Regions from separate parts of the Homo sapiens genome. Here regions 1, 3 and 4 are each linked to region 2. The links are chromatin loops, found by intact Hi-C in ENCODE. Cell type or tissue: endothelial cell of umbilical vein. All regions are shown on one strand. Each heading gives the region's core, and the rest is flanking DNA. Links, peaks and the distances in the headings are about the cores only. Region 1 has its middle 50 kb from the start of SLC32A1. Region 2 holds the start of SLC32A1 (solute carrier family 32 member 1). Region 3 overlaps LOC124904902 (a long non-coding RNA gene). Region 4 has its middle 89 kb from the start of DHX35.

Region 1 (7,335 bases), core at 904-5,903, 51 kb before region 2:
CAGGGGTCTCCAGGGAGAGGGGACTGTCTGCAGGCCCTGGCTAGCAACTCTCTGCTAACAGCACCTTTCAGCTCCCGCTCTCTCAGCTGCTGTAGCCATTAGTGCTGAAATTAGCATCGTAATTGCCTTTTAACTATTCTTAGCTGTGAAAGAGACCAGGCTGCCCCGCCTCTCCCTCCCTGCCTAGAGAGCAGTGTTGGCTTCCCTTCCTGGATCTAAGGACCACCCCCTGTCCACACTCCCGAGCCTCAGTTTCTTCATCCTCCAAGTGAGGGTGATAATCCAAGCTTCAAAGGCTTATTGTGATGCATATAAAATGCTTGTCATAGTTCCTAGCACACTGTGAGCAATGATGCCAGTTGTTGTGTTTGGAGACCCAGGAGTGCAAGGATATGTATGCAAGTCCATGTCATAACCAGCGTTAGTGCTCAGGTCCTTTTGACTCTGAGCTTAGGGCTCTTCCTGTCCCACCGTGTCAATCCTTAAAATGTGCCTTTCCCTGCCAACAATGGCTTGTTTGTAGGCTGGGCAGTCACTCTTGTAATCCCAGCATTTTGGGAGGCCAAAGGGGAAGAATCACTTGAGGCCAGGAGTTGGAGGCCAGCCTGGGCAATGTATCGAGATCCCACCTCTACAAAAAATTTTAAAAATTACATGGGTGTAGTGGAGTGCTCCTATAGTCCCAGCTACTCAGGAGGCTAAGGTGGGAGGATCACTTGAGCCTGGGAGGTTGCAGTGAGCCAAGGTCACACCTCTGTACTCTAGGCTGGACAGCAGAGTGAGATCCTGTCTCAAAACAAAACAAAACAAAACAAAACACAATCATATGAGATGACAGTAAACAAGATCTTGCCTGAAAACATTCAGCTTTGTCATCATAATTAGAAGATTTTTACTACAAAAAAATCAGGCCTCGGTGAAGAGAGGGGACTCACCCCAAAGGAGTTGCAACCACTGGGTCATCTAGTTTGCCCTCTTAAAAGTGTGAACACTAACTTTTGATATGCAGCAAAAGGTTGAAGGGACGGATGATGAAGCCCAGCTGCCTGGTTCCAGTCCAGTTCTGCCACTCCCCCCAGGGTGACCTTAGGCCAGTTACTTAACCTCTCTGTGCTTCGGCTTCCTATTCTGCAAAATGAGGATAATAATGCCTTTCCGGCAAGTGTGTTCTGAGGTATGAATCAGTCAATGTAGTGAAGCACCTGGCACAGCAGTAAGACACAGTGAGAACCAGGTAAGTGTTTGCTCTTATTACTCATTAGGCATCTTTACTTACTTGCTTGTGTGGCTTCTAAACTGCAGTTTGGGGAGGGGGTTCTGCAATCATCAGCAGCAAATTGTTTTTAGGCCAGTCACCATCACATGGACGATGTTTTCTTACCCTTGGTTTAGACTTGAATCCCAATCAGGCCAGGAGGGGAGATCCCCAGGCTGACCCCGTTTAAGGTGCAAAAACTGAGGCTTGAGAAAGTTAAGTAACTTTCCCAAGATACACACATTATAAAAAGAGGAGCCTGGCCTTGAATTCGGTCAAGTCTCCAGTGCTGGGCACCAAGTAGCAGGCCCCTCAGCTGGCCCTGCATCTTCTTGGGCCTCCCCATAACCCCTGTCAGCAATCCCCGTTTAATGCGAACACCATATCCTTCCCTCCTGGCGGAGGCATATCTGGCAGTGCTTAAAAGCACAAATAAGCTGAGATTGATATGAGGATGAATTGAATTAACATTTATACGACCAGTACAGGGCGTGGCACAGGATGAGTGCTAAGTTAGTAATATTTATGATGATGATGACTATTACTATTATTATTCTGAGACAGGGTCTCACTCTGTTGCCCAAGCTAGAGTGCAGCGGTGCAATTAAGGCTCACTGCAGCCTCCACCTTCAGGGCTCAGGCGATCCTCCCTCCTCAGCTTCCTGGGTAGCTTAGACTACAGGCGCGTGCCACCATGCCCAGCTAATTTATTTATTTATTTTGTAGAGAAGAGGTCTCACTGTGCTGCCCAGGTTGCTCTCAAGCTCCTGGGCTCAAGCGATCCTCCTGCCTCGGCCTCCCAAAGTGTTGGGATTACAGATGTGAGTCACTGCACCTGGCCTATTATTATTTAGCTCGGAAAATCAACCCTAATGACCTCACCGGATACACCACTTCCAGGCTTGGATTTTAGGTTCCCTACACAATTTAGGGCTGTGTCCTGGCTTTAAATATGTAAATGCTGCTGTGAGAAACACATCCTCGGGAGGGAGAAGGGGTGGGCTCAGAACCTAAGACTTTCCAGGAACTCAGATGGGGACTTGGGAAAGCTGTAAAGAAGAGGTCCCTGATCTTATGAAGTTTATGGAAAACTACCTAATTACAAAATTACTTCACGCCTTGAAAAAGAACGGAATGAACAGGACGCTATCATACAGAATAACGGAGGGGTGGGGCTCCACTTCTGATCAGAGGGTCAGGGAGGACCTCTTGGAGGCGGTGATAGTTAAGCTGACACCTGAAGAAGCCAGTCATGCAAAGAGTGGGTCAACAGCTTTCCAAGGCAGAGGGAATCAGGAAAGCGATGGGCTTGTCTGAGGAACAGAAAGGACAACGAACGTGTGAGTCACACTAAGGGGCGCCGTGGTGCGGCATGAGGCTGGAGCCTGATCACTCGGGGTCTTACTGGCCACGGTGAGGAGTCAGGGTTTCATGCGCCCCTGCAGTCAGAAAGCATGGCCCAACCCCAGTGCCCTAAGTCCGGAAACATTCAAAGCTGGACCCAGGGTAGCGGGATCCGGGGCCTCTGGGGACCCGAGAGGGACGTTAAGTTCAGGGCTTCAGGGTGCAGCCCTGGGGTCGGTACCCCCAGCCTCCAACCCAGAGCTGGCAGCGCTCGCCCCCTTCTCCGCGCGGGCCCTCAGCTCAGCTCCCTCTTCGCTCCCCGTGTCCCCGCGAGCGGGAGGGAGGGGATGCTAGGACGCCCTGTCGGCGTCGTCGCCGCTTTCCGCCATTGTTTAGTCGTGATGCTCTCATTTTCTCTGAATCAACAATTTTCTGCTCGGCTCCGCGCCGACCGGCGAACGCGGGGCTTTTCCTCGCCCGCCTGATGACAGCAGAGCGGCGCGGAGCAGCTGGTCCGGAAGGAAGCGCCAGGCGCCTGCCCGGTCCCAGGCGTCCGCTGCCGCCCACCCACACCAGACCCCGCCCCCGCGCGTCAAGCCCCGCCCATCCATACCAAGTCCCGCCCCCACACCCTCACCCACACACCAGGCCGTCCCCACCCCGCCCCCAGAGCCCCGGGGCGCCCCGCCCGCTAGCCGCGCACGCGCAGTGAGCACGGCGACCCCCGGTGGTCGGGTGTCTCCGCAGGCCGAACACGCTGCTCGCCCAGCTGCGGATCATTACCGCCCTTTTGTTCTCCGTCGCGCGCTCGCCCCACGCTAGGAATGCAAACTGTAGGCGCCGCCAGCCCCCCCTTCCTGTTTCCCTGGGTGGGAGTGGGAAGGGAGTTTTAAACTGAATTGTGCTCAGACTCCCAGCCCAGTCTTCCCGGAGCCATCCGTTCCTTCATCCAATGCGGACACCCATATCTAAGGTTCGGGCAGGATTTCCGGGGCACCCTCAAACCCAGCCCGTGGGATCCGGGAAGGCCTCCTGGAGGAGAGTCCACGAGGCACGGAGCCGAGGATGGGGTTGGGGTTAGGTCTTGGAGGGCTTCGAATTTCCGGCAAAGGGTCTGGGATGGTTCTTGAGGACAGCAGGGATTTGCAGGGAGGCTGGGGGTGGAGGTGGGCAGAGGTCTTGCTCACATTTGTGTTCTACAAAGGTCCTTTTGGCTTTTGGGAGGCGGAGACTGAGACTGGAGTCCAGAGGACCAAGGAGGACGAGGTAACTGCCGTGGTCCAGGTGGGAGAAAATGTCGGTGAGGTCTTGGGGGATAGAACGCAAAAGAAGACTAGGGAGTAAAATTTACAGAACCAGTGGCTAGTCAAGTTTAGGGGTGAGGGGGAAAATGAGGACACCCCCAAGATTCTGACTTCCGTGACCATATGGGCGGGGGGACGTCTCCTGAGAAACTGGGAAGGAATGAGGGTTGCTGGGCTGAGCAGATGAGGGAGACCTCGTTCTCCCACCCCCTTCCTAACCTTGTACTTTCCACACCTACGTAAGTAGGCCCTCGTTTCACACAGGCCTCTGTTCAGCGTCCCTTCCTCTGAGAGGCCTTTGCTGACCACCTTTTGTAAGACCCTCCCCATCCCCATACCCTACCCACTGTTTCTTCACGGCACTGACCACCCAAAGTTGTATTTGGATTTGTCTATTGGTTTCTTTTCTGTCTCCCCCACAAAACTGTGAGCTCCTTGAGGACAGGGGCTTTGCTCGGTTCTTTGCAGTATTTCCAGGACCTGGGACACCATTGCCTAGTCTCTGCCTAAAGAATGCATGAATGAATGAATGAGGCAGTGCAGGGTCCAGGCCTTGCTGGTTCATCACTGCATTCTGAGCTGAGCACTAAATAGCAATTTGCTCAATAAATGCATGAATGGATGGATAGTTGCTTCACAACCTAGTAGATAAAATCTAGGCCGGGTGTAGTGGCTCATGCCTATAATCCCAGCACTTTGGGAGGCCGAGGTGGGTGGATCACTTGAGGCCAGGGGTTCAAGACCAGCCTGGCCAACATGGTGAAACCCTGTCTCTACTAAAAATACAAAAATTAGCCAGCCGTGGTGGTGCGCACCTTTAGTCCCAGCTACTTGGGAGGCTGAGGCAGGAGAATCACTTGAACCCAGGAGTCAGAGGTTGCAGTGAACCAAGATCACACCACTGCACTCCAGCCTGGGTGACAGAGTGAGACTCCGTCTCAAAACGAAACAGCCTGGTAGGTAAAATCTAGAGTCATAATGTGAGGAGCAGTACCGTGAGATACCATCAGGATAATGGATTAATAATAGCCCATGTTTATTGAGCGCCTCCTTCACACCAGGGCTGTGTTGCCTGCTGCAGATGGGTTATCTCAGTTAGTCCTCATGTCATCCCTATGAAGTAAGGACTCTTGGTGGCTCCATTTACACACATGAGGAAAATGAGGCCCAGAGAGGTTGAATGATATGCCCAAATTCACACAGCTAGTAAACGGCAGGGCCAGGATCTGAACCTAAGGTGGTTGCACTATTACCAAGTCACAGCACAGTACATGGATGCTATGGCTTGGTGGAAAGGGTCAAAAGCATCCCCACACCCAGTCCAAGGCTCCTCCTAACTTAGATGATTTCTTCTCAAAGGGTCAGAGGCTCCATGTTGCCCCAGCCAGGCCCAGAACAGCAGCAGAGGTCTGGCTGAGTAGAGAGATGCTGATACTAAGTCTACCTGGCCAGTCCTCGACTGTGGGACCAGCACTCCACTTCATGTGTGTGTTATAACATTCGATCTTCAGAGCAAACTTGGTGAGGCCCTCGCGGTAATCATTCCCATTTTCCAGATGGAGAAAGTGAGGCGTAGTGAGGTAAACCAGCTTACCTAGGGCCACACAGCTATTGTGTGGGACAGCTGGTGTCCAAACCCAGGCAGGCTGATTCCAGATCCCACCTCTGTGCTTCCTTTAAGCTGACCACAGCAGGAGGCTGGATGAGGCCAGGCCAGCTCAGGCTGGCCATTCTCAGTGCCAGATGGTGGCTGCCAGGCATGGCTGGAGCGGTGTTTACCCTGTGGCCATTCTGCCTCTGCCCATTGAGAGGGCAGCCCTCTCAATCATCATAAACCGAGGCTGAACCAAGATAGCAAATCCGCATCCTCCATCCCCTGTCACTGGACATCCTGTATTCAATCACCCACATATTCATTTCTTCTAATCTTTCTCTCTTGACTGTGATAAAGTCACTTTTATAGTGCTGAGAACGTGCAGTTCATTTGAATTAAGTCTGCTGGAGTAGATTAGTTTGTGTGGGAAAATCAGGGCTATAAAAGAAGGCATATTTCAATGGTTCTTTTAACTGATTATGCTCTAGGGTCTTATTGTAAGAATCTCATTTGGGGTGTGGGGTGTGTGTGTGTGAGAGAGAGAGAGAGAGAATTGCACACTCACTTCTAGAACCCTGGAGTGCTGAGGAAGACCACCTAGAAGCCTCCCTATAGGAAGGGTCTGGGCTTCCCTTAGAGAAATGATGAAGGGAACTCTGCTATTATCTCCATCAGGTGGTGGCTGCCCAACCTCTGGGGAATGGGGCAGATAATTCACTCTCATGTAGGAGGGCCCTAAAAGACTTGGGTGCAGCTGAAGATGATCAGCTCATGCCCAACAGAGTGCAATGGCAAAGAAAAGTGGACTGATTTGAATGCCTCCAGAGCCCCATCTGGGAGGAGAGGGTAGGCAGACATTGCCAATCTGAGGGTTATTATGCAGTTACTGTCTGCCTTTCCTGGGAGCTCTTTGAAGATAGTCCTGTTCATCACTGTCTGCCCAGTGCCTGACCCTTTGGAGGCCCTCAGTAAACATTTGGTGAATGAAAGGATGGAGAGAATGAGGAGAGCTGGCCATCAACACCAGCTGTCTACCTGGGCCAATAGAGAAGTTGCCCCTAGGAAGGGTAGACCCAGCAAAGGTCCAGGGCATCAGGGTTTCCAGACCCAGCAGCTCATGCTTGACATTCAAGCCTCAGAAGCAACTGTCTTCAAGGGACTATGTGAGTTTGGACAATGAGCATTTCAGCAGTGGCCAGTGGAAATGGAAGAAAAGAGGATTCTCCCCACATGACCTGCTCTGGATAAACCCTTGTGACCTTTCTTCCACTGGCAGGGGTAGGGGTGTGGTGAAGAAGCTTCATTAGGACAAATTAATTTCCTTCTTGGCCAGGTGGATGGGGATTTAAAACTGACCCCATTTGATTCAAAGAAATAAGTGATGGGATGATTCTGGCTCCTAAAATTATGGGGTTAATTCAACTTATTTCAGGAGTATTAAATGGGGTTGTACAAGTGCCCCTGGTCCTAGGAGAACCTCTTTTAAGTTCCTCCACCTGTCAAGATGACTACTTTGTTACAAGAGCTAGAATCTACAAGAGGCCAGGTCTGCTAGGGCCTCCCAACTGATGGTACAACAGACAACCTGTGGCTGAAGGGAGAGACCTTCTAAAACAGCCAGCCTTGGCCAGAGCTGTCATGTCTAAGGACAGCATGTCACTAGTTCCCCCAGGCCCCTCTGCCTCAGCACCCTCTCCTCTCCAGTTACCTCCTACTCTCTCCCTCCAGAGAGGAATTGCAGCATGGGGTGATTGATGGCTATCAGGTATGTGATTATGCATGTGTGTCCAAACCCACCTATGTGGGCATGCTCTGTGCGTTTGTATGTTTGCTCTCTG
Region 2 (7,335 bases), core at 865-5,864:
CCCAGATCATCTCCTGTGGGCCAAAGAATTTCACCAGAAACAGAAGGGGAGAGGATGGCAATTAGGATGTGGAGATCTTTGTCTATAGGAATCTGTAGGGAAAATTCTCTCTCTCTGTCTTTCCTGTATCTGAGAATTGGGGTGGGCCGAGGCTCTCCGTATAGGGCAAATTTCGGATGGGGGATCGCTTCTATTTAGAAGCCTCCTTGGAGGAGAGGATCTCTGTGTTTGGAGGAAGAATCTCTTTCCTGTCTTTGTTCTGGGTCCTGTCATGACTTGGAGTGTCTGTATTTGGAGGACGGTTCTATAGAGGGGTCTTTTTTTGTTTTGTTTTTTGTTTTGCTTTGTTTTGTTTTGTTTTTTGGTCTTAGTAGCTGGAGGCTAAGAAGAGGATTTCTGTCTTGGTTTCCACCAGGCAGGAGCTAGGGGCTTTCCAGAGCTTCTGGGGAAATTAAGGGGGTACCTGGGGAGAGGTTAGGAGCATCTCTGTCCAATGTGGTGGAGGTTCCCTATCTGGAGAGAAGCCTCCTCCGGGAGACTGGGAGGGGCTTGGGATGGGAGGAGGTGGCAGGAGGCGGGAGGGTGTAGAGAGGGAAGCCTGTCTTGTCCTGGCAGCTCCAACTCTCTGGCCAAAGCCCTCGGGCCGCCCTACTTGTGCGCTGACGTGAGCTAATCTAGAAATACTGCAGAGAAAGAGTGGCTGGGGTTCCCAGGGAGAAAGGGCCTCGAGAGAGGGGAGATGGGGAGCTGCTTCCTTTTTTGTTTCCTTCGGTTTTTCCGTCCGCCCCCGCCCCCACTTCCAGTCACAGCCGCTACTTCTCCATTCAGGCTGGGACTGCCAGGTGGAGCCCTGCGGTTTACTGCTCAGGAGGAGCCCGGCCAGGACATCAGCTGGGGACTTACGCAGGGACCCATTCAGAGCAGCGGACCCTCACGGAGACTACTACAAAGGGACTAACACAGGCACGAACGCAGGCAACCCCATTCGGGAACACATACGTAATCCAACACACTAGCTCTGGCACACACACTGGAATGCGCGCAAAACCACACAGACACAGAACACACGCGGTTACCAAACCTCATTCTCAGAGGCCACACTGATCCAACCTCAAGCAGAGTCTGATACAGCATCGGTCTTTGTCTCTGGGTCTCTCCCTTACTCGCGCTCACACACCCGTACCCCAATCAACACAAACAGCCCAAGCTTTCACAGCCTGGAGGCGGCCGTCGGAGCAGGGCCCCAGCGCACCGCGAGCCTCTGCTTCCTCCGCCTTGCAGCGCCGCGAGCCCTTCTTTCCTCCGCGCCTGGCCCCGTCTGCGCCCCTCTCGGCGTGGGCATTCGCAGACCCGCTAGGAGGCTGACGAGAGGTGTCCTCATAGAGTCCTGCCTTCTTCCAGACCCCCAAACGAAAAGAAAGAGAAAAGCCAACCTTTCGCCTCCATTCTGCACGCATTTGGAGAGCGGCTGGTGGCGAGCGATCCGCACAATCGCTTCCCTCGCGGCGTCCCTGGACGGGCGGAGAGAACCCGGGTGACTGAGCCTGAGGCTGAGCTTCCTTGGGAGCGATCCATGCCAGCCACTTCTACCTTCAAGGGGGACTCGCGGCCGGGTTTACGCGCGAAGGATGGGTGCCAGGGAAACTGACTTATAGACGACCCGCTCCGCGAGAGACTGACAACTCAGTCCTGCGGGCTTTCGGGGCGCCCAGACCAGTCCTTAGCCAGAGGATCTGGGGCTGCACAGCTCCCGGACCCTGGAGGGGGTGGTCCGGGGGTGGGAGACTGCGAGCATCAGCCCACGCCGGCCCCCTCCCACCCTGCGGCGGCGAGGTGGGAAGGGCCAGGATGCGAGCTTAGCACCTCCCCTAGAAATGCAGCACTTCGCCCCCCCACCTCCCCTGCCCTCGGCGCTCCCTCTTTCACGCGCTCCCTCCCGCCTCCTTCCCAAGGGCGCCCTTCTTCTGCCCCCAGCTCACGTCTGAATCCCTCGGCGCCCCCTTTCTCTTCTCCTAGCCCCTTCCTCACGTCCCCTGCCTCCGGGTATTTCCTCTCTCCAATCCCCCACCCCCGCACCGCCTGATTCCGAGGGGCGGGAGCGCATTGGGCTGCGCACGGGTGGGGGCGCCGCGCCAGCTTCGCGTAGCTGCTCTGACGCCGCTGCCGCCGCCGCCGCCGCCGCCGCCCTCCGCAGCCCAGCTCGCGCCCCGCGGCAGCTCCGCAGTGCACTAGCCACCACCGCCGCCGCCGCCGCTCCGCCAGACCTGCTGCCAGCTTGCCCGGTCCAGCCCTGAGAGAGCCTCGAACGCCAGCTGCGAGGGTCATGAGCCAGAGAGCCCCGGGGCGCCGCGCGGAGAGCAAGCGGAGATAGCGACTTTGCGCCCCCCAGCCCTCGCCTTCTTGCATCGCGTTCCCCGCATCCTCGGGTCCTTCTGTCCTTTCCGCTGTCCCCACCGCCGCCATGGCCACCTTGCTCCGCAGCAAGCTGTCCAACGTGGCCACGTCCGTGTCCAACAAGTCCCAGGCCAAGATGAGCGGCATGTTCGCCAGGATGGGTTTTCAGGCGGCCACGGATGAGGAGGCGGTGGGCTTCGCGCATTGCGACGACCTCGACTTTGAGCACCGCCAGGGCCTGCAGATGGACATCCTGAAAGCCGAGGGAGAGCCCTGCGGGGACGAGGGCGCTGAAGCGCCCGTCGAGGGAGACATCCATTATCAGCGAGGCAGCGGAGCTCCTCTGCCGCCCTCCGGCTCCAAGGACCAGGTGGGAGGTGGTGGCGAATTCGGGGGCCACGACAAGCCCAAAATCACGGCGTGGGAGGCAGGCTGGAACGTGACCAACGCCATCCAGGTAAGCGCGGGATTCCCAGTTCTGCCTGTCCTCCCCCCTCCCAGCTCAGCGTGCCGGGCTCTGCCCCCGACAGTCGCCCGGTGATCTCGGCCTGGAGACCCCCTCCTGTACCCAGGAATCTCCCTTTCTCCATCCCTCCCAGCCCTGCGCGGGGACCTACGCCCCCAGGCGGTGTTTTCCGCCCTAACCCACGCTCCCTCCCAACGGCACCAGCTGCAAGACCGCTAGGCTGAAGTTCGGTCTGAGACACCTGTCCGGAGACACTGCAAAAGTGAAGGAAATGGGGGGAGGGAGCAGGAAGCGATGAGAAAGAAAGAAAATCAGGATTGGAGGGCACGGTTTGGTCTTGGACTCTGGAACGGATTCACAGCTGCATTTTTGGGAGGAAAGAAGAAGGGGAAATCGCTGAGGTCGGAGTCTCCTCCCCCCGCACACACGCATAGACACGCACACGTATATAGGCAGGCACACCACATGCCCACAGCCCCCCTTCCCACGAACAAAGGCGCAGGCACAGGCGCACACGACATGTATCTATATATAGACCACAGTACTATCCCCAAATGCACCTGCGTACACCCCTACAGCTCCACAAACAAAAGCATATACCTGCACATACCAAACACACGAATATTCGTTTGAACATATGCACACACACATGCACAGATGCATGCAGACAGGAACCAGCCTGCTCCCTTGGGTGCGGCCCTGTTGGAGACATACAGGTATACACACACGAAAGCACACACATGCTCCCACACAAACACATTTAGTCCGCAATAATCCAGCATTACCTGTGCACAGACTCGCCCCTCTCGCCCGAAATCCCGGCTGCACCGCAAAGAGGCGGCCAGCTCCTCCCCGTGTGACCCTGGCGAAGCCCTCTCCAGAGGCTAAGAATGGCCCCTGCTCTCTAGGCCCTCTCCCCTTATTCCTAACCCCCCACTCCCCACCAGGCGGCGCAGGACTCCTACATAGGGAGCAGGTTTGGAGTCTTGGCAACGACCTCCGAGCTAGCAGGGGCTGGCAGGCCGCAGCTTTCTGGGCCGAAGGAGACTTCAGCTCTAGGCAACCCCGGTCCCTTACAGCTTGGCCCCGCGGCGTCCCTGGAGCGCACTATCACTGGGGCCACGGAAGGCAGGTTTTCTGGGAGCAGAGGCCTCCCAGGGGTTGTTCCATGTATCGGGGTAAGCAGGACTCCACCGGGCCCCGAACACCAGATGGCCCGACCCAAGGCGCTTTCCGCTCCGGGGCCCGGCGAGACGGCCTTGCTGGATCACGGACCCGGGGCTGCTCCCGCCTTCGCTGTGCCCCGCGACTTCCCGGGGCGTCTTTCAAGGCTCCGTTTGATAGGCCCCAAGGGAGGCCAGGGCAGGAGGCTGGAGGCTCGTAGGCCTCCGGGACCCTGGATTTCGTTAGCTCTTAGTCCCCGTGTGGATTCTAAACCCTACAGCCCTGTCCGCCTGACCCTGAAGCTTCTGGTTCTAGACTCTTGCTCGGTTCGGCTTTCTGGCCTCCCTGGCGCCTTCCCGCCAAGCTCCTCCTCCTGCTTGCCTCCCCAGCCTCCACTTAGTCCCCTTCCTTAGGTCTCGCCCTCGCCTCACTCTAACTCCAGCCTTGTCCTAAGACTCTCAATTTCCAGCCCTGCTTCCTCCTCCCCGCGCGCTGCTCCCCAAGCGTCTTCACATTGTCTCTGTTCTTGCCTCCCAGGGGCTTTGCCCCACCTTCAGCCCCTCTCCCTCTCTACCCTATTTCCTTTTCGCCTCACAACTGCAGCCTTTAACGTTTCCTCCTCTGGTCTGAGCCTGAGACGCCCGAGTTTTCCTCTTTAGCTCCCGTGCCCCATTCCAGCCCCACCACAAATCCCGTGCCCACTCTTTCCACTGGCCCAGGCCCAGCTCACTACCTTTCTTAGAGCCCCTTTCCGACTACGCTCCCTTCTGTCCCTTCTCATCTCCTCCCCCAACTCCTCATTCTGTTCCTGTCCCCAGAAACCATCCCGAAGTATCTCCCTTCCCTCCTGTGGCTTCTCCCTATTCTCAGCCCTCTCCCACCCTAGCCCTCTCGCTATCACCAGCCATTAGCGCACCTTTCCTTCTCAGATCCGTCCATACATCCCTCCCTCTCCATCTCTGGCTCGACACCCGGGCTCACTATTAGTTCCCCTACATCCACCCCGCAGCCTGCTCTTAACCTCTCCTCCCCGGCGGCTCAGACCCAATTCTCAGTGTCCTTAGCGCCCCCTTCGGGCCACAGCGTTAAGCCACGCCCCCCGGGCCCCTCATCCGTTGCCAAGTTCGCTGAGCGTCCGCGTCTGGTTGCCTCTCCGCCCCACAGGGCATGTTCGTGCTGGGCCTACCCTACGCCATCCTGCACGGCGGCTACCTGGGGTTGTTTCTCATCATCTTCGCCGCCGTTGTGTGCTGCTACACCGGCAAGATCCTCATCGCGTGCCTGTACGAGGAGAATGAAGACGGCGAGGTGGTGCGCGTGCGGGACTCGTACGTGGCCATAGCCAACGCCTGCTGCGCCCCGCGCTTCCCAACGCTGGGCGGCCGAGTGGTGAACGTAGCGCAGATCATCGAGCTGGTGATGACGTGCATCCTGTACGTGGTGGTGAGTGGCAACCTCATGTACAACAGCTTCCCGGGGCTGCCCGTGTCGCAGAAGTCCTGGTCCATTATCGCCACGGCCGTGCTGCTGCCTTGCGCCTTCCTTAAGAACCTCAAGGCCGTGTCCAAGTTCAGTCTGCTGTGCACTCTGGCCCACTTCGTCATCAATATCCTGGTCATAGCCTACTGTCTATCGCGGGCGCGCGACTGGGCCTGGGAGAAGGTCAAGTTCTACATCGACGTCAAGAAGTTCCCCATCTCCATTGGCATCATCGTGTTCAGCTACACGTCTCAGATCTTCCTGCCTTCGCTGGAGGGCAATATGCAGCAGCCCAGCGAGTTCCACTGCATGATGAACTGGACGCACATCGCAGCCTGCGTGCTCAAGGGCCTCTTCGCGCTCGTCGCCTACCTCACCTGGGCCGACGAGACCAAGGAGGTCATCACGGATAACCTGCCCGGCTCCATCCGCGCCGTGGTCAACATCTTTCTGGTGGCCAAGGCGCTGTTGTCCTATCCTCTGCCATTCTTTGCCGCTGTCGAGGTGCTGGAGAAGTCGCTCTTCCAGGAAGGCAGCCGCGCCTTTTTCCCGGCCTGCTACAGCGGCGACGGGCGCCTGAAGTCCTGGGGGCTGACGCTGCGCTGCGCGCTCGTCGTCTTCACGCTGCTCATGGCCATTTATGTGCCGCACTTCGCGCTGCTCATGGGCCTCACCGGCAGCCTCACGGGCGCCGGCCTCTGTTTCTTGCTGCCCAGCCTCTTTCACCTGCGCCTGCTCTGGCGCAAGCTGCTGTGGCACCAAGTCTTCTTCGACGTCGCCATCTTCGTCATCGGCGGCATCTGCAGCGTGTCCGGCTTCGTGCACTCCCTCGAGGGCCTCATCGAAGCCTACCGAACCAACGCGGAGGACTAGGGCGCAAGGGCGAGCCCCCGCCGCGCTTCTGCGCTCTCTCCCTTCTCCCCTCACCCCGCCCCCACCAGCCCAGTGCGCCCTGCCGCCGCGCTTGGGAGGCCAAGCTTTAAACATCTCTGGTTCCTAGTTTCTGATTATTCGGGGATGGGGGGGATGGGAGGGGACAGGGATTCACGATCCATCGCGTCTGCGTTTCTGTTGTCCTTTCTTTTCCACAACACCCTGGTTTTGGGGGGAGGCGGGGTGCATTTGCGGGCAGGGTTCTCTGTCCTTCCAAGTGGGGCCCCGACACTTTGGTTCCAGTCATCGAGGGGGTTGGGAAGGGAGGGAGAGGGGGCGCAGCTCGCAGGCGTGGCAACTTGACCTTGGGGGAATATTTCACATCCATCCAGAGCTCGGAATCTACAGCGTCCAGCCATTTCCAGCAAGAGCGCTTCCCATTCCGGAGACGTTTCAACCCTGCAGCGGGAAAGGCTGACTGGGAAATCCATTTTGGGTGGGCAATTTCCTTCAACGAAGCCGGAAGGCGAGAAGCCGCGGCGGGGCCAGCTTGCCTGCCGGTTTTCAGGAATCTAAACTCTCATCTTGTGCAATTTATCAGGTGTGGAACTGTTCTACTGTGCGTGTGGTGTGCTCGTGGTGAATAAGATGAAATGTATATCAGAAAAAAATCTATCTCTAATTTAGAGTGCGGTACATAATTATATCCGCAAATAAAGAAGAGACAAAGGCTTGCGCGGCCCGGTGTCGGGTTTGTGTGTTCGTACCAGCCGGGATCCCCTGGCGCTGGGAGGCGTGGGAACTGGCTCCCGCCGGCTGAAACCGGAGATGGTGAGCAGCTGTGGTTAAAGGGTCCGGGGAGGGCTCTAGGGAGTACAAAGATTAGTTGGCGGCGAGGAGGCTCCTCAGGTGTGAGGAGGAAGCTGAAGACGGAGAGTGCTGTAGCGGCCCCCTCAGCT
Region 3 (7,335 bases), core at 1,226-6,225, 65 kb after region 2:
AAAATATGTATTTGGAAATGATGTTACTATAAATGAAGTTGATGGACCAAAGGATTTTAAAAATATAAAATAATAAGATAATAAAGGTCATGCTAATATAAAAATAAACAAGAAATTAAAGAACAGTGTGTTATTGGTCAAGTGTGGTGGCTCACACCTGTAATCCCAGCACTTTGGGAGGCTGAGGCGGGTGGATCGCTTGAGGCCAGGAGTTTGAGACCAGCCTGGCCAACATGGTGAAACCCGTCTGTACTAAAAACACAAAAAGTTAGCCAGGCATGGTGACACACACCTGTAATCCCACCTACTCAGGAGTCTGAGGCACGAGAATCACTTGAACCTGAGAGGTGGAGATTGCAGTCAGGTAAGATCGCATCACTGCACTCCAGCCTGGGTGACAGAGCAAGACTCTGTCTAAAAATATATATATAAAAAATATATAAAATATATATATATAATATATATTATATATAAAATATATGTAATATATAATATAATATATATCATATATTATATATATAGCATGCTATCATGTAAAAAAAGAATATGAGGATAAACAAAATATACCAAAATAAGGGTAAAATATGTAATATCCTTGTATTAAGTAGAGGATCATAGCAGGAAAGTAAAGTGATTATTATGGTACTATTACTATTACACTGGTCTTGACTGCAAAATCATTTCCTGCCTGTCCCCAGGCTGGAGGTCAGAAATGGCAAAGCTGCCACCATTAACTCTGTTGAGGTTCTACTTCAGGGCTTTTTTTCACTGAGGTGGACACCTGGAAAGCCTCCACTACAGGCCCATAGCCAGGCAAGGGAATGGAAGCTGCCCGAGGGCTCCAGCTGCTCACTGAGTTAACATGTGGGAGGTGGACCACAGCAACTATGTGGGGAAACCCTGTCTGCACACTGAATCCCAGCAGAATCTAGCAGAGCCAAGAGCTGAGTAACACAGAGCCCCAAGGACATCATGTGAGACCCTGGATCCAGCCTCACCTGAGGATGTTTCAGAGCAGAGTTCTCTAAGGCACAAGCTACAAGTGAGCATGGCTGTAACAGGCCCAAGGGGGCACCAGAACTGGGGAGAGGGGCTTGGTGCCTCAAATATTGACTGCTTTGGGAACGGCAGGAGTGCTTGAGCGGTGGACACCGGCAGCAGCAGCGAGGCCCCTCTAGAAGCCTAAGAAGGGCGCTGGAGCAGAAGGGGACACACAGCAGGGGATTGGTTATCTATTGCTGCATAACACCCACCCCAAAACTTAGCTGCTTAAACAACAACTATTGTATTTGCTCAGGATTCTGTGGCTCAGCAATTCATGCTGGGCTCAGCTGGGCAGTTCTTCTGCTGGTCATGCCAGAGTCACTCATATGTCTATAGTGATACGGAACTTAACAGGGGCAGGCAGTCCAAGGTGGCCTCACTCACATGTCTGGGGCATCAGCTGGGATTCCTGGAACAGGTTGAGTGGCTGGATTATTCCGTGCATGTAGCCTCTCATCCTTAAGGAGTCTACTCCGACTTTATTCACAAGGTGACAGTGTTCCTAGAGAACCAGGCCCTGTGTATACAAGCATCCCAAGCTCCTGCCTGCCTCATGTTTGCTGATGGCCCACTGGCCAGCGCAAGTCACATGGACAAGCCCCAAGTCAGTGTGAGAGGGGGCTATGCATAGGCGTGGATGTCAGGAAGTGTGGTCCATTGGACTCCATTAATGTCATGACGTTGCCATGTAATATACAATGCATGCTTGGCCCTCAGCCTATGTCTAAGCTCAGGTGAGACCTTCCCTGGGACAGCCCAAGCATAAGCAAGTGAGCCTGGCAGGTGAGACTAGAGCTGGTGCAACCTGCATTAATGAGGGGATTGGTGCTTTGATAGGATTAAACCAGGGGCTAGCATAGCACAGAGGAGGGGGCTTAACCAATGCCAGGGCTTTCAGAGGCCCTGTGGCTAGAGGTGACAAACACAGTCTCTCAAACCAGGCAGACCTGGGTTCAAGTCTTCACTCTGCCATTTCCTTCTTCTGTGGTCCTGGGCTAGTAACTCCCCTACTCTGACTGTCAGTTTCTTCATCTGTGAAATGGACCTCACAGGGTTGCTGTGAGAATCAAAGGAGCTCAGAAGAGCTTAGCCTGACACAAAGCAGCAGTCTATAAATGGTGGTGCTAGTGATCAGTGTGATAAGAGTGGTGATAAACATCATGGTCCCTGACATTGGTGACAGGAGGCAGGGTCATGGATGTTCTGGATGAGCAGAGAGCTCTGGATAGGTGACTAGGAGTGGCCTGTTAGAGGAGGGCAGGGAAGGGCATCCCAGGCAGAGAGAGCGGTGCATCCAAAGGCGTGGAGGTAGGATTGAGAATGATGTGCATGACCAACTGCGACACCATCGGTGTGTGCAGTGTGCCTCGAGGACGGGTGCCATGGCAGACCGCATTTTCCCAAGACAGATATCGCCTATATATCACATGATCGTCTGACAATGTGGCTGTTAGGAGCAGAATCATGTTCCCACAAATATATACGTTGAAGTCCAGTACCTCAGAATGTGACTGCATTTGGAGATAGGGCCTTAAAAGAGGTGATTGGCCGGACGCAGTGGCTCACACCTGTAATCCTAGCACTTTGGGAGGCCGAGGAAGGCAGATTGCCTGAGCTCAGGAGTTCGAGACCAGCCTGGGCAACACGGTGAAACCCCATCTCTACTAAAATACAAAAGAAATTAGCCGGGTGTGGTGGTGTGTGCCTGTAGTCACAGCTACTCAGGAGGCTGAGGCAGGAGAATCGCTTGAACCCAGGAGGTAGAAGTTGCAGTGAGCCGAGATCATGCCACTGCACTCCAGCCTAGACAACAGAGCAAGACTCTGTCTCGACAAAAAAAAAAAAAAAAAAAAAAAAAGAGGTGATTAAGTTAAAATGAATGCGTTAGGGTGGGGCTGTAATCCAGTATGACTGTGTTCTTATAAGAAGAGGAGACACCAGGCATGTGCCACACAGAGGAAGAACCATGTGAGGACACAGTGAGAAGACAGCCATCTGCAAGCCCAGGAGGGGGTCCTTAGGAGAAACCAACTCTGCCCACACCCCATCTTGGATTTCTTGCCTCTACAACTCTGAGGAATAAACTTCTGTTGCTTAAGTCACCCTGACTGTGGTCCTTTGCTATGGCAGCCTTAGCAAACGAATATATTGACTTTGACATCCCTCCCATCAAAGGGTGTCCTATTTCTCCTCTCCTTGAAACTCACACTTGAGCCCAACCGCCATGCTATGAGGAAGCCCGAGCTAGCCCAGCAGCCATGCTGTGCCTGAGCTAGCCTAGCTGCCATGTTGTTCCTGAGCTAGCCTAGCAACCATACTAGGAAGCCCAAGCTAGCCCAGCTGCCATGCTGTGAGGAAGCCCAGGCTAGCCCATGCTGTGAGGAAGCCCAGGCTAGCCCATGCTGTGAGGAAGCCTGAGCTAGCCTTCACGGAGAGACCACACAGAGAGACCCTTGGTAGGGGTTGCAGCTGACAGCCATCATCAATACCCAGACAGGTGAATGAAGACACCTCCGGATGATTCCAGCTCCCAGCTATTGAGTCACCCCCCCCTCCACGTCCCCACCCCCAGCTGGTGAGTCACCCCCAGCCAACAAGTATTTCCACCTGAGGCCCGGGACATGTGGAAAAGACAAACTATCCCTGCTTCACCTTTTCCAAATTTCAGACCTACAGAATTCATAAGCATAATGAAATGGTTGTTTTACCCCTCTAAGTTTTGGAGTAGTTGGATACAAAGCAATAGCATCTCCCAAGGGCTCTTCTAGATGGAGCAGCTACCCACAGCCTGGTTCTGTTTTTGACGTAACAGCGTAGAACGCCCCTCTCCCGAGCACTCCCGAACTTTGAGAGAGACCTGATACTGCCACTTGGTGGCCAATAGAAACTATGCAAGACCCGCTGTTTCGCCCTTTCTTCTTCCTTAAGAGTTTATTCACATTCATTCATTCATTCCACATTCATAATCCCTGATGGTGGTGGATCAAGTGTAGTTTTAAAAAGCATATTCGAAAATTACTTTTTTTAATATGCTTTCATCTTTGGTCATGAAATTTCATTTACAAGTCTACAATCCCTTACACTCTTCCAAAATCCAAAATTCTCTGCAAACTCAAAGCGTTTGCATCAGTTTATAAAAGCTTACTCAGTAGCTAAATCTAATCCGAACTGGCTTAAGGCTATTTATAGTCTTTCATTAACATTTCACAGTAAGATTTTTTTTTTAATTTTTTTTTTTGACGGAGTCTCACTCTGTCGCTCAGGCTGGAGTGCAATGGCACGATTTAGGCTCACTGCAACCTCCACCTCCCGGGTTCAAGTGATTCTCCTGCCTCAGCCTCCCCAGTAGCTGGGATTACAGTCACCCGCCACCACACCCAGCTAATTTTTGTATTTTTAGTAGAGACTGGGTTTCACCATGTTGGCCAGGCTGGTCTCAAACTCCTGACCTCAGGTGATCTGCCTGCCTCGGCCTCCCAAAGTGCTGGGATTACAGGTGTGAGCCACCATGCCCAGCCCACAGTAGAAATAATAATATTTGATTTGGGGGTGCTGCTCTAGACCCCTCTAAGGATGTCGTAAAATAGCAGTAGTTCTCAAAGTGTGGTTCTGAGACCAGCTGCATTGGCATCAAATGGGAAATGGAAATGGAAATTCTCAGGCCCCACTTCAGACCTACGGAGTGAGTGTGGCCCAGCCCTCTGTGCTTTAACAAGCCCTCTTGGAGATTCTGACTCACGCTCACATATGAGAGTCACTGATATAGACTCTATGCACCCACCACATTGCATTTATAAAATTCAAAAAATTGTGAAATTCCTAAGCACATGTAGTCCCATGCTTTATGAAAAAGGATTGCTTTCAGACCTGTATTTTGGAATGTCAAGTAATATTAAGGGAAGCCATGAGATTTTCATGTCTAAAAAGGGGGGAAGGGGCCAAGCGTGGGGGCTCACGCCTGTATTCCCAGCACTTTGGGAGGCCGAGGCGGGTGGATCACCTGAGGTCGGGAGTTCAAGACCAGCCTGACCAACATGGAGAAACCCCATCTCTACTAAAAATACAAAATTAGCCAGCCATGGTGGCGCATGCCTGTAATCCCAGTTACTCAGGAGGCTGAGGCAGGAGAATTGCTTGAACCCGGGAGGAGGAGCTTGCAGTGAGCCGAGATTGTGCCATTGCACTCCAGCCTGGGCAACAAGAGCAAAACTCTGCCTCAAAAAAAAAAAGGGGGGGCAGTGGGGAAGGAGTTCCTTGTAGGAATGGAGAAAGGGTGTGATTAATAACAATAAAAGCTAACTTTTGCTGAGTTATTTATAACCTATCAGGCACTGCGCCAAGTGCCTATGCTTATCTAGTCCACATAATGCACCTAGGAGATAGTTACTTTTATCATACCCATTTTATGAATGGGGAAACTGAGGCAAGTGGTGTGAGCACCTACCAAAGCCTGAAGAAGGTCAGCAGTAGAAGCTGTGGCCTTCAGTAGAGGGACACAGCCAACTCACATGGCCTCACTTCTGCCCTCTTATCTCCTACAAGAAGCCAGAAGACAAGGGAATTCCTATGGTGTCATCCACAGTAGTGCAGAGCAAGATGAAGTATGCTACTCAGGCCTCCAAATTTCCCTCCAAAACAACTGCACCAGCGTTTGGTTCCTCCCACCCCAATGGGTTCCACTTACACAGTCTTAGGTCTGTAGGGCTAGTGAAGACAGCCAGCCTATCATTTATTATGCCTCTAGTGCAAATCTGGGTATCACAAATGCATGCTATTGTGGTTATAAAATATAAAAGTATCAGCCGGGCCCAGTGGCTCATGCCTGTAATCCCAGCACTTTGGGAGGCTGAGACGGGTGGATCACCTGAGGTCGGGAGTTCGAGACCAGCCTGGCCAACATGGTGAAACCCCGTCTTTACTAAAAATACAAAAAAAAAATTAGCTGGACATGGTGGTGGGTGCCTGTAATCGCAGCTACTCAGGAGGCTGAGGCAAGAGAATCGCTTGAACCCAGGAGTTGAAGGTTGCAGTGAGCCGATATTGTGCCCTTGCACTCCAGCCTGGGCAACAAGAGTGAAACTCCATCTCAAAAGTAAATAAATAAATAAATAAATATAAAAGTATCACACTGTAAGTGTTCATTTGCAGCTTGCATTTTTTCCCAACTCATTTTGTTTTTTCAGATTTATCTATGTTGATGCAGGCAGCTTTATTTCTGTTCATTCTCTCTGTTGTTTAGAATTCTGCGATATTAAAGCACTCCTGAATCCATTTATCCATTCCCCCTTTGGTAGGCATTTAGGATGTTGCTGGCCTTTTGCAGATAAAGGCCTAATGAATATCTTTAGACATGTCTTCTACACAGGTGGGAGGTTTTCTCCTAGCTGGATGTTCCTAAATGTGGAGCTGCTGTATTACTGGACGCGAGTACCCAACTTTCCCAAATAATGCCAAATTTCCCTCCAAAACGATTGCACCAGGGTTTGGTTCCTCCTACCCCATGGGGTTCCACTTACACAGTCTTAGCCCACCGCGGTATTGAGAGACTATTTTATTTATATTTATTTTGCCTTTCCGATGGATGTGACCTCTACCTCCTATCTGTTTTATTTACATTTCCCTGATAATTCAGAAATGGAGCATCTCTTCAACCCATCTGTCATGTGGGGATAAACATTTTGCCTTTCCACTTCAGGCTTTGCCTATGTACAGTTGACCCTTAGGCAACATGGGTTTGAAGTGCACAGGTTCACTTAAACACAGTTTTGTTTTTGTTTTTTTTTCAATAAATACAGTAGGCTGCCCATATGGATGGGTTCTGCATCTGCAACCCAATGCGGATGGAAGATACCATATTTGCCGGAATCCTGCAGGACTCCTGAAATTTTACGCACTGATTTTGGGAACCAGAGTCCTCTGCAGATACCGAGGGATGACATATCTTCCAAGCATAGATTTCTAGAATTTCAAAAGACCTTCCCTCTCTTATTCCAGGCAGTAACACATGAAAAGCGCTTCGGCTTTCAGGCTGCCTCCTGGGCTGTGGGTGTTCCAGGCTCAATTTTGCCACTCAGGCCTGAGGAACAATTTTGTTTGCTGTCGCTGGCATCTGTCCTTCCCCAGAGGCAAAGAGTGACAATCGCGAGATGGGTGAGAGCTGAGGGCAACCACAGTAGCAGCGCAACAAAACAAATGCAGAAGGGAAGGAAACCTAACCCACATTTGTAATTTCCAAAATATTGTCTTGCTGCATTTTCAAGCTCTGTTTATTAAAGCCCTGATGTATGCCAG
Region 4 (7,335 bases), core at 1,039-6,038, 330 kb after region 2:
CTTTGCCTTTTCTAGAATTTCATACACATGGGATCATTTAGGATATACTCTTTTGGGTCTGGAGGAGACCTGGTTTAAGCCCCACACCCAAAATTAGATAACTTTGTGACCCTTGGCAAGACATAATTTTGTCTTCAACTCAGTTTCCTTACCAGTGCAATGGGGTGGTAATAACTTAAAACCAGCAAGCCTTCCTTCCTTCCTTCCCTCTCCCTCCCTCCCTCCCTCCTGTCCTTCCATGTGCACAGGTGCCACAGTGAGCTCCATTGTAAAATTCCAGAAAGGAGCTGGGTCAGGGGTTGCTCAGGAAACAGGAGCCTCTGCTCCCTCCACGTGTGTCACAGAGGGCACCCGCTGCCCCTCCCTCCATGCCCATCCCAGCCTCCCTGGTGCCGTGGTGTGCAGGTCCCCGCATCTCCTTCAAGGTGGACTCCTTTTATTTAAACAAGGGAGATAGGAAGTCACCCCGGAAAGAACCAGATGCGGTGATGAGGGCCCCCACCCTCAAGATGGGCAGAGGCCAGAGGTGACCAGGACCTAAGCAGAGGGGAGGACCATGTCAGGGGGTGGGGGTGCACAGAGGCCCGGAGTGGGGCCCGCCTGGCCCTGGGGCTCGGGACACTGGAGTTTTCAGGGGGAGCAGTGAGTGGAAGGCTCGTGGAGCTGCTGGACACCAGATGAGTGTTGGCATCAGGACACACACATTGCTCAGAACCACCCAGGAACAATCTGATGGACACCTTTGTGCCCTTCACAACACAACTCACTGACACTGGACACCCAGAAGCACTTGCAGATAAGAGACCACTGCACACAGAGCACAGTCCCTGCTTCCCTGGAGCTCACGTGCTAAAACATGACCCACATCCAGGCTGCAGCCCGTCCTTAGCCAGGGATGTGGAGGGTCCTGAGTCTGGTCCTGTTGAGTCCTGAGTCCTCCAGACTGGCCCTGCCAAGTTGCCAGGCATCTGATGCAGCAGAGCAGCGCTATGCTGCCCTCTGCTGGCCACATGGAGGCAGTGAGTCCCCACACTGCTGTCCACTCCTGGCAATGGGCTCAGGGGAAGTGGACTGTGTTTCTGGTCCCTTGCTTCTGACAACCTGATAGAGCAGATATGGAAGGGCAGAGGCACTATAAGAACTCTTCTCCCAGTTCCTTGATTCCCCCCCATTATTCCTTGTGTGTCCCCCACTTCCCCTCCCTTCCCTGTGTCTGGATTTAAGAAATGACAGTTGAGGCAAATCATGTTGCTTTTTCGGCCATCTCCTGCAGTGTCCCCTTTCCATGGCCTCATCCTGTCATGGCCCTGAGCTGTTGCAACTGGTTCAGGGAGGTCTCTCTTGGCCATCTTTCATCCAGTGGGGATGGAGAGACCAGTGCCATTTCTGGAGGGAGCACCTGAGTTTGGAGGTGAAACATAGGTGATACCTTATCCAGGTGACACCTTCCCTAGGCCACAAAACCATAGTTTCTAGATGGAGCTGGGCATGGTGGCTCATGCCTATAATCCTAGCACTTTGGAAGGCTGAGGCTAGAGGATGGCTTGAGGCCAGGAGTTTGAGACCAGCCTGGGCAACATAGGCCCTGTCTATACAAAAAAATAACAATTTAAAAAATTAGCCGAGTGTGGTATGTGTGCCTCCAGCCCTAGCTACTCATGAGGTTGAGGCGGAAAAGTCACTTGAGCCCAGGAGTTTGAGGCTGCAGTGAGCTGTGATCAGTTGTACCACTGCATGTCAGCCTGGTCAACACAGCGAGACCTTGTCTAAAAAAAAAAAAAATAAAAATAGATGGACTGGTGCCGTGCCTTTTTTTTTCCCCCCACAGATTCTTTGACATGCCTCCCATGCAGAGGTGGGGTCTATGTCCCTCTCATGAATCTGGCCAAGTTGGTAGTGGTTTTGACCCAGGGTTGTGTGAAGTGATGTGGTGTGACTTCTGAGGCTGGGTCACGAAAGGCCATGCAGCTCCTGCCTGGCTTGCTGGGACACTGCCACCCGAGCAAGCCAGCTACCTGATAACCAGGATGCTGGAGAGGCTACTCATGGGCTGTGGTTCATGATGCCATCTGAGAAGTGGGTCCTCTGGCCCAGCTCTTCCAGGGCCCAGCCTTCTGGGTCACTGTCAGCTGAGGCCCAGACATGCAGGAGTACAGACAAGCTGTCCCTCCTGTGCCCTGTCCCAATTCCTGACCTGGCTTCTGGAGCTTGGTTTGGAGATGGAGCCCACCTTGACAATGCTGTTTCCCTGGGAGAATGGGCCCCCTCTTGGCTGGCTTGCAGGAGCTCTGGGAGTCTCCTTCCCCTGTGACTCCTAGGGGCTTGGTGGCTCTGAGCTGGGCAGCTCCACATTCTCTCAATTTCATTCTGTCTGATCCATGTTAGTTTTATTTACTTTTTATGTATTTTTTATTTTTCTGACATAGAATCTCGATCTGTTGCCCAGGCTGGAGTGCAGTGGGGATCATGGCTCACTGTAACCTTCAACTCCTGGGCCCAAGGGATCGTCCAGCCTCTGCCTCCCAGAATCCATGTTCGTTTTAATATGAAAGCAACGTTTTATGCGACAACCAGGAGCTCTGAAGGGTTTTCACGTGGATGAGCCACACGCCGGGATTTGGAATTGCGGGAAGTGCCCAGCGAGTAGGGTAGGAGGAATGTTGGGGGTGGGACTGGACTAGAAGGGAGGCTGGGACGTCGTCGAGAACGAGATTGCAGGGACGCTGCGGTGGGAGAAGTCGAATTCCCACCCTGTTCGTCCTCCGCAAAGAGTGACTGAGGCTCAAAAAGCCACAGCCTTGCCCAAAACGGATGCAGCGGGCGCAGGCACGGTCCACACCCCGAAGCTTGCCGATGCCCTCGGCGGCAGCCCGTCCTGCAGAGCCGCGTTCCCTGCGCCCAAAGCAAGGTCGGACCCCCACCGGGATTCCCGGAACCGGGTGTCCCGCGCGTCCCCAGCGCAGGCAGAGACGGCGAGACTTCCGGGTCGGCGTTGCACACGGCGGCCGGCAGGCGGCGCTGGAGCCCCGCGTTTGGGCAGCCAGGACGCCCTTGCGCTGCTTCGGGTCCTGCGAGCGCCCAGGGAGGGGGTGAGTGCGGGGAGGGGTCAGACCCGTGTCTTGCCCGGTGCGAGCTCACCGCCTGCCCACCGGGCACGTCCACAGCAGCTCAGTCCCGGTCTGAGCGCATCGGAGTGAAAACAGCCCCCGCACCTCTCGTGACGGTGTCCCCTTCTCTGTCCACGTTGCAAGAAGCTATACTGTACTCACCAAGTCTTTAAATCTTGACCACTTCACCAAGGAAGGTATGAACCTCTCCATTTTACAGGCCCAGTTCAAAAAGCAACGACAAAAATCAACACCAGCAAACCTTTATGGAGTTCTAATTATTGACCTGGCCTGCCAGGGTCCTTCAGAGTGGAGTTGGGGTGGGTGCGGGAGAGGGGTCAAAAGCCAGCCCTCAGGAGGGGGCCACCCGCGCAGCCCTCTCTCCACCATCAGGGCTCTTGCAGACCCAAGGGCCTGCCAGGAGAAGCAGATGGGCCATGGTAAATCTGAGGGGCCATTGGGATGCCCAGACTGTCCCAGGTCACCCCATTTCTGCATTTTTGTTCATTTTGTTCAGGTGGCCCTGAATGTTGTGCCCTCCTCTTGGGAACTGTAAGTAATACAATCTTCCTTTCAGGCAGTTGACTCTGTGTCTGTCATCTTCCCATACCTGATTACAACAAAATCATCCCATGTACATTTTTAAACAACTGTCTAAGATTGTCGCAGGGCTCAAATGACTTAACTTTAAGTGCTTACAATGATGCCTGACACATGGTAAGGCTAATCGAGGAGTAGCTATTGTTACATCTCTTTCTCCAGCCTCTTCCTTCTTTGCACCAACTGCCTCCCTCTGAGCAATTTTGAGGGAGGTTTATCTCGAGGTGCAGCCAATCCCAGCTGCTAGGGCCAAGATCAGCCACGTGCTCCTTTCCCTTGGCCATGGCTTTGGACACTCCAAGCTGGCAGTGAGTGCCAGGTGAGGGGGCTGCTAGGAGCCGGCAGGGGGGATCTCACCTTTGTGCCACTTATGTCCCTAATCAGGGGCAACCTCCCCAAATCTGCACCCCCAAATCCCCTCCCCAGCTTGACTGGAGAAATCACTCTAACTCCCAATGATAGCAACTCCAAATCATAGCAATAATAATTTACTGAGTGCTTACAGTGAGCCAGACACAGTGCTAGCATCTTGTACCAGCAGTTCTCAAACTTTTTGGCTTCAGGAACCCTTTACACCCTAAGAATGATCAAGGCCCTCAAAGCTCTTGTTCATGTGGGTTGTATCTATCACTAATTACCATTTTAGGAGTCAAAACAAATTTTAATAATATTTATTTATAATTTATTTAAAATAGCAATAATAAACACTACATGTGAGCATAAATAATATATTCCTATGACAAATAACTATATTTCACAACACACAAAATTTAAAGAGAAGGAAGTGTGGCTTTGTTTTATATTTTTGCAGATCTCTATAATGTCAGCCTTAATAGAAGACAGTTTGATTTTTATATCTGCATCTGCAAGTTTTTGAGATACCACATGTCATGTAGCCCCTGTAATATTCCACTGGGAGTTTTAAAAAGCTTTCACTGAGAGCAAAAAACCCCCACAAATAACATGTTTGTATTATTGTCAACATTATTCTGAATTTTATGGACCATCTGAAAGGGTCTCAGAGACCCCAGAGGTGCCCATAATACACTGTGGAAACTGCTGCCTGATATACATGATGGGTAGCTTCCAATATTGCCCCATTTTTACATATGAGGAAACTGAGGCACAAGGAGATTAAAGTGACTTGTCCAAGGTCATGCAGCCAGGCATCAAAGCTAGCTGGGGAGTCACTTGATTTTGGTGTCCAGGGTCCCAGCACTGAGCCCTGAAAGAGAGGGTAGGAACTGGGCACAGAAAAAGCCGGAAGGGCAGGTTGGGCCATGAGTGGGGGAGCTGGGTGTGCAGTGAGGGGTGGGGGTGGGAGGGGACCGGGGGATCAGTTAGTCACCAAGTGGTCCTGGTGACAGGGCTGGAGATGGCAGCTGGCGGCGGATGTAGCCTCGGGCTGGAAAATCAATAGGTGATCAGCGGTCCAGGGGCAAGCTGTTCATCAGGTGCGGCAGAGGGGCAGGGGCAGGGGCGGGGGGGCTGGGAGGAAATATCACTGACCCCCGGCAGGATTGATCAAACAGCCAGACACCCAAGGCCAAACTCACTAATAAAGTGAGACATTCAGCTCAGCCCGGCGGCTGCTGCTGAAGGTCTTAAAAAAACCGCTTACTGGGGAGTTCTTGATAAACTGTCTTTGTTTCTTGAGGCAAGTGGGAGGGAGGACAGACTGTGGGGAGGCCTGGCTCGGCTGCCGTTTGGCCTGGGACTCATGGTTTGCCCCAGGTCTGGACCACAGAACCCTGGTGCTTGTATGGCATGTGTGCTTGCACTACAGCACATGCCATTTGTACAGGGCATGTGCAGACACATATGTGCACACTATGTCGCACACATTCAAATGTGCCTGCACATGTCTTTGCACGCCCGTGCACATGCTACAACCTACATTTGCTTATGGTATGTGTGCACACATATGCATGTGCTACAGCACATGTGTACAAATATGCCTTGCATGTGTGCATAGACATGCGTGCACCGCATCACATGGCATTTACACATGCATATGCTATGGCACATATGTGGGCACAAATGTGCCTTGCATGTGTGCGTATACGTGCATGTGCCGTAGCACACAGAATCTGCCTTTGAGGGGTGAGCATGTGTGCTTGGGGGTTAAACTCTTTCTCCATTGTTTCACTGATATCACCACTTTCTCTGCCTGTAGTCCCAAAGGTGCCACATTTGTAATGACAGTCATGATTATTATGGGGTGGGGAGATGGACGGAAAAGTAGGGACTGGAAAACTGTATCTAAAAGGCTAAGCTGTACAACAGAGAGAGGCAGGTGTGAACAGGAAGAAAGAGGGGGAGGAAAAGTGAAGGGCCGGCATGGTAAGGGCTAAACATCGTTTGGACTGGGAGTTGAGGGAGAGAAAATGGCAGGATTCGGGGGTGGCTGGGTAGCTGTTGGGGGAGCAAATTAAAGAATAAAGGATATGCAAATATAATTTTTATTTTTATTGATTTATTTTTTTTAAGACAGAGTCTCATTCTGTTCCCCAGGCTGGAGTGCAGTGGCGTGATCTCAGCTCACTGCAACCTCCACCTCCTGGGTTCAAGCAGTTTTCCTGTCTCAGCCTCCAGGGTGGCTGGGACTACAGTCTCATGCAGCCACGCCCGGCTAATTTTTATATTTTTAGTAGAGACAGGGTTTCACCATATTGCTCAGGCTGGTCTCGAACTCCTTTCCTCAGATGATCTACCCACCTCGGCCTCCCAAAGTGCTGGAATTACAGGCATGAGCCATCGTGCCCGGCTGCAAATAGAATTTTAAGAACTGTGTTGGGTAATGACATCCTTTGACATTCTTTCAGGAATCCAAGTAAAGAGTAGAACCTTTCCCGATCACTTTCTGATTGTTGGACTGTGTTTTGTTAAATGTGCTACCGTATTAGACTGGGCTTGTGCATACACAGAATTTATTTTGATTTAATAATTACATCACTCACATTGAGAATGAAATTTTATTGGAATGCTTTTGCAGATGAGAGGTTTTATTAAGAGCTTTTCCATGTGTCATATACTAACTCGAAGGTATGGATACTACTTTTATTTCCATTTTTTGGATGAATTCATTGGAGCTCAGAGGCTTAATCACTTGCTTAAGTCAGGTGGCTTATAGGAGGTGGAACTGGGATTTGAACCCAGCCCTCTGACTCCAGAGCCCAGGCTGCCTTGGCCATTATTCCAGAGTATAGTGGGGAATCTGGGGGGTCAGACAGGTAGACCAATGGAGGAACATTTGCCATCCCTGTATCTTGCCCCAAGATAGGTGAGTAGAGCCCTGAGGAGAGGGGCAGTGCATTTGGCTTGCACACCATTCAGACCCTTCACCCACCAGCAGTTACAGCCCATCTAGCCCCAAGATCCCTCCCCCAAGATCCCCTGGCTGGGAATCATCTGCTCTCTTGATTGCTGAAGGGTGCATGGATGCATTGGAAGGGGCTGGGAGGATATACCAGGCTCTGACTTTATGGTGTGTAGACCTTAAACCCCCAAAGCCTTTTTGGTTTTATAAAAGCACAGAACAAAGTCATTGAGAATGATCAAGGATCGAAACCATGGGAGAAATATAAAACTATATTTTCTTAAAATGTGGTCATTGAAACACCTGCAT

Evidence for each region. Peaks named below come from ENCODE experiments on the same cell type or tissue, not always from the same donor. Only the 100,000 strongest peaks of a DNase experiment are listed, where the experiment ranks them.
Region 1: a loop joins it to region 2, with 5 times the contacts of the local background. A loop is called at or near these places in 4 of 110 quality-filtered maps.
Region 3: it touches region 2 in a loop (7-fold over the local background); 5 of 110 quality-filtered maps call a loop at or near these places.
Region 4: it touches region 2 in a loop (8-fold over the local background); 4 of 110 quality-filtered maps call a loop at or near these places.

Annotation. Positions count from the first base shown.
Region 1 is chr20:38,671,304-38,678,638 of GRCh38, forward strand. No RefSeq gene overlaps it. Among named protein-coding and RNA genes, the nearest start is that of SLC32A1, 50 kb to the right of the region's middle. RefSeq lists a silencer at 3,154-3,263. In endothelial cell of umbilical vein, for the core only: no CTCF peak of the experiment used is centred there; a DNase peak (open chromatin) is centred at 3,168; H3K4me3 peaks cover 1,056 bases; H3K27ac peaks cover 395 bases.
Region 2 is chr20:38,722,264-38,729,598 of GRCh38, forward strand. It overlaps SLC32A1 (solute carrier family 32 member 1), which reads left to right and starts at 2,223. Exons shown (of 2, transcript NM_080552.3): 1 at 2,223-2,851; 2 at 5,189-7,109. The coding sequence starts at 2,462. The coding sequence ends at 6,376. RefSeq lists enhancers at 4,078-4,615, 4,830-5,490, 6,151-6,810 and a silencer at 4,923-5,217. In endothelial cell of umbilical vein, for the core only: CTCF peaks have their summits at 3,800 (motif pointing right) and 5,105 (motif pointing left); no DNase peak of the experiment used is centred there; H3K27me3 peaks cover 4,472 bases.
Region 3 is chr20:38,786,729-38,794,063 of GRCh38, forward strand. LOC124904902 (a long non-coding RNA gene) reads left to right here. Exons shown (of 2, transcript XR_007067584.1): 2 at 1-108. Among named protein-coding and RNA genes, the nearest start is that of PPP1R16B, 15 kb to the right of the region's middle. In endothelial cell of umbilical vein, for the core only: a CTCF peak has its summit at 3,920 (motif pointing left); a DNase peak (open chromatin) is centred at 3,893.
Region 4 is chr20:39,047,236-39,054,570 of GRCh38, forward strand. No RefSeq gene overlaps it. Among named protein-coding and RNA genes, the nearest start is that of DHX35, 89 kb to the left of the region's middle. In endothelial cell of umbilical vein, for the core only: a CTCF peak has its summit at 3,002 (motif pointing right); a DNase peak (open chromatin) is centred at 3,026; H3K4me3 peaks cover 859 bases.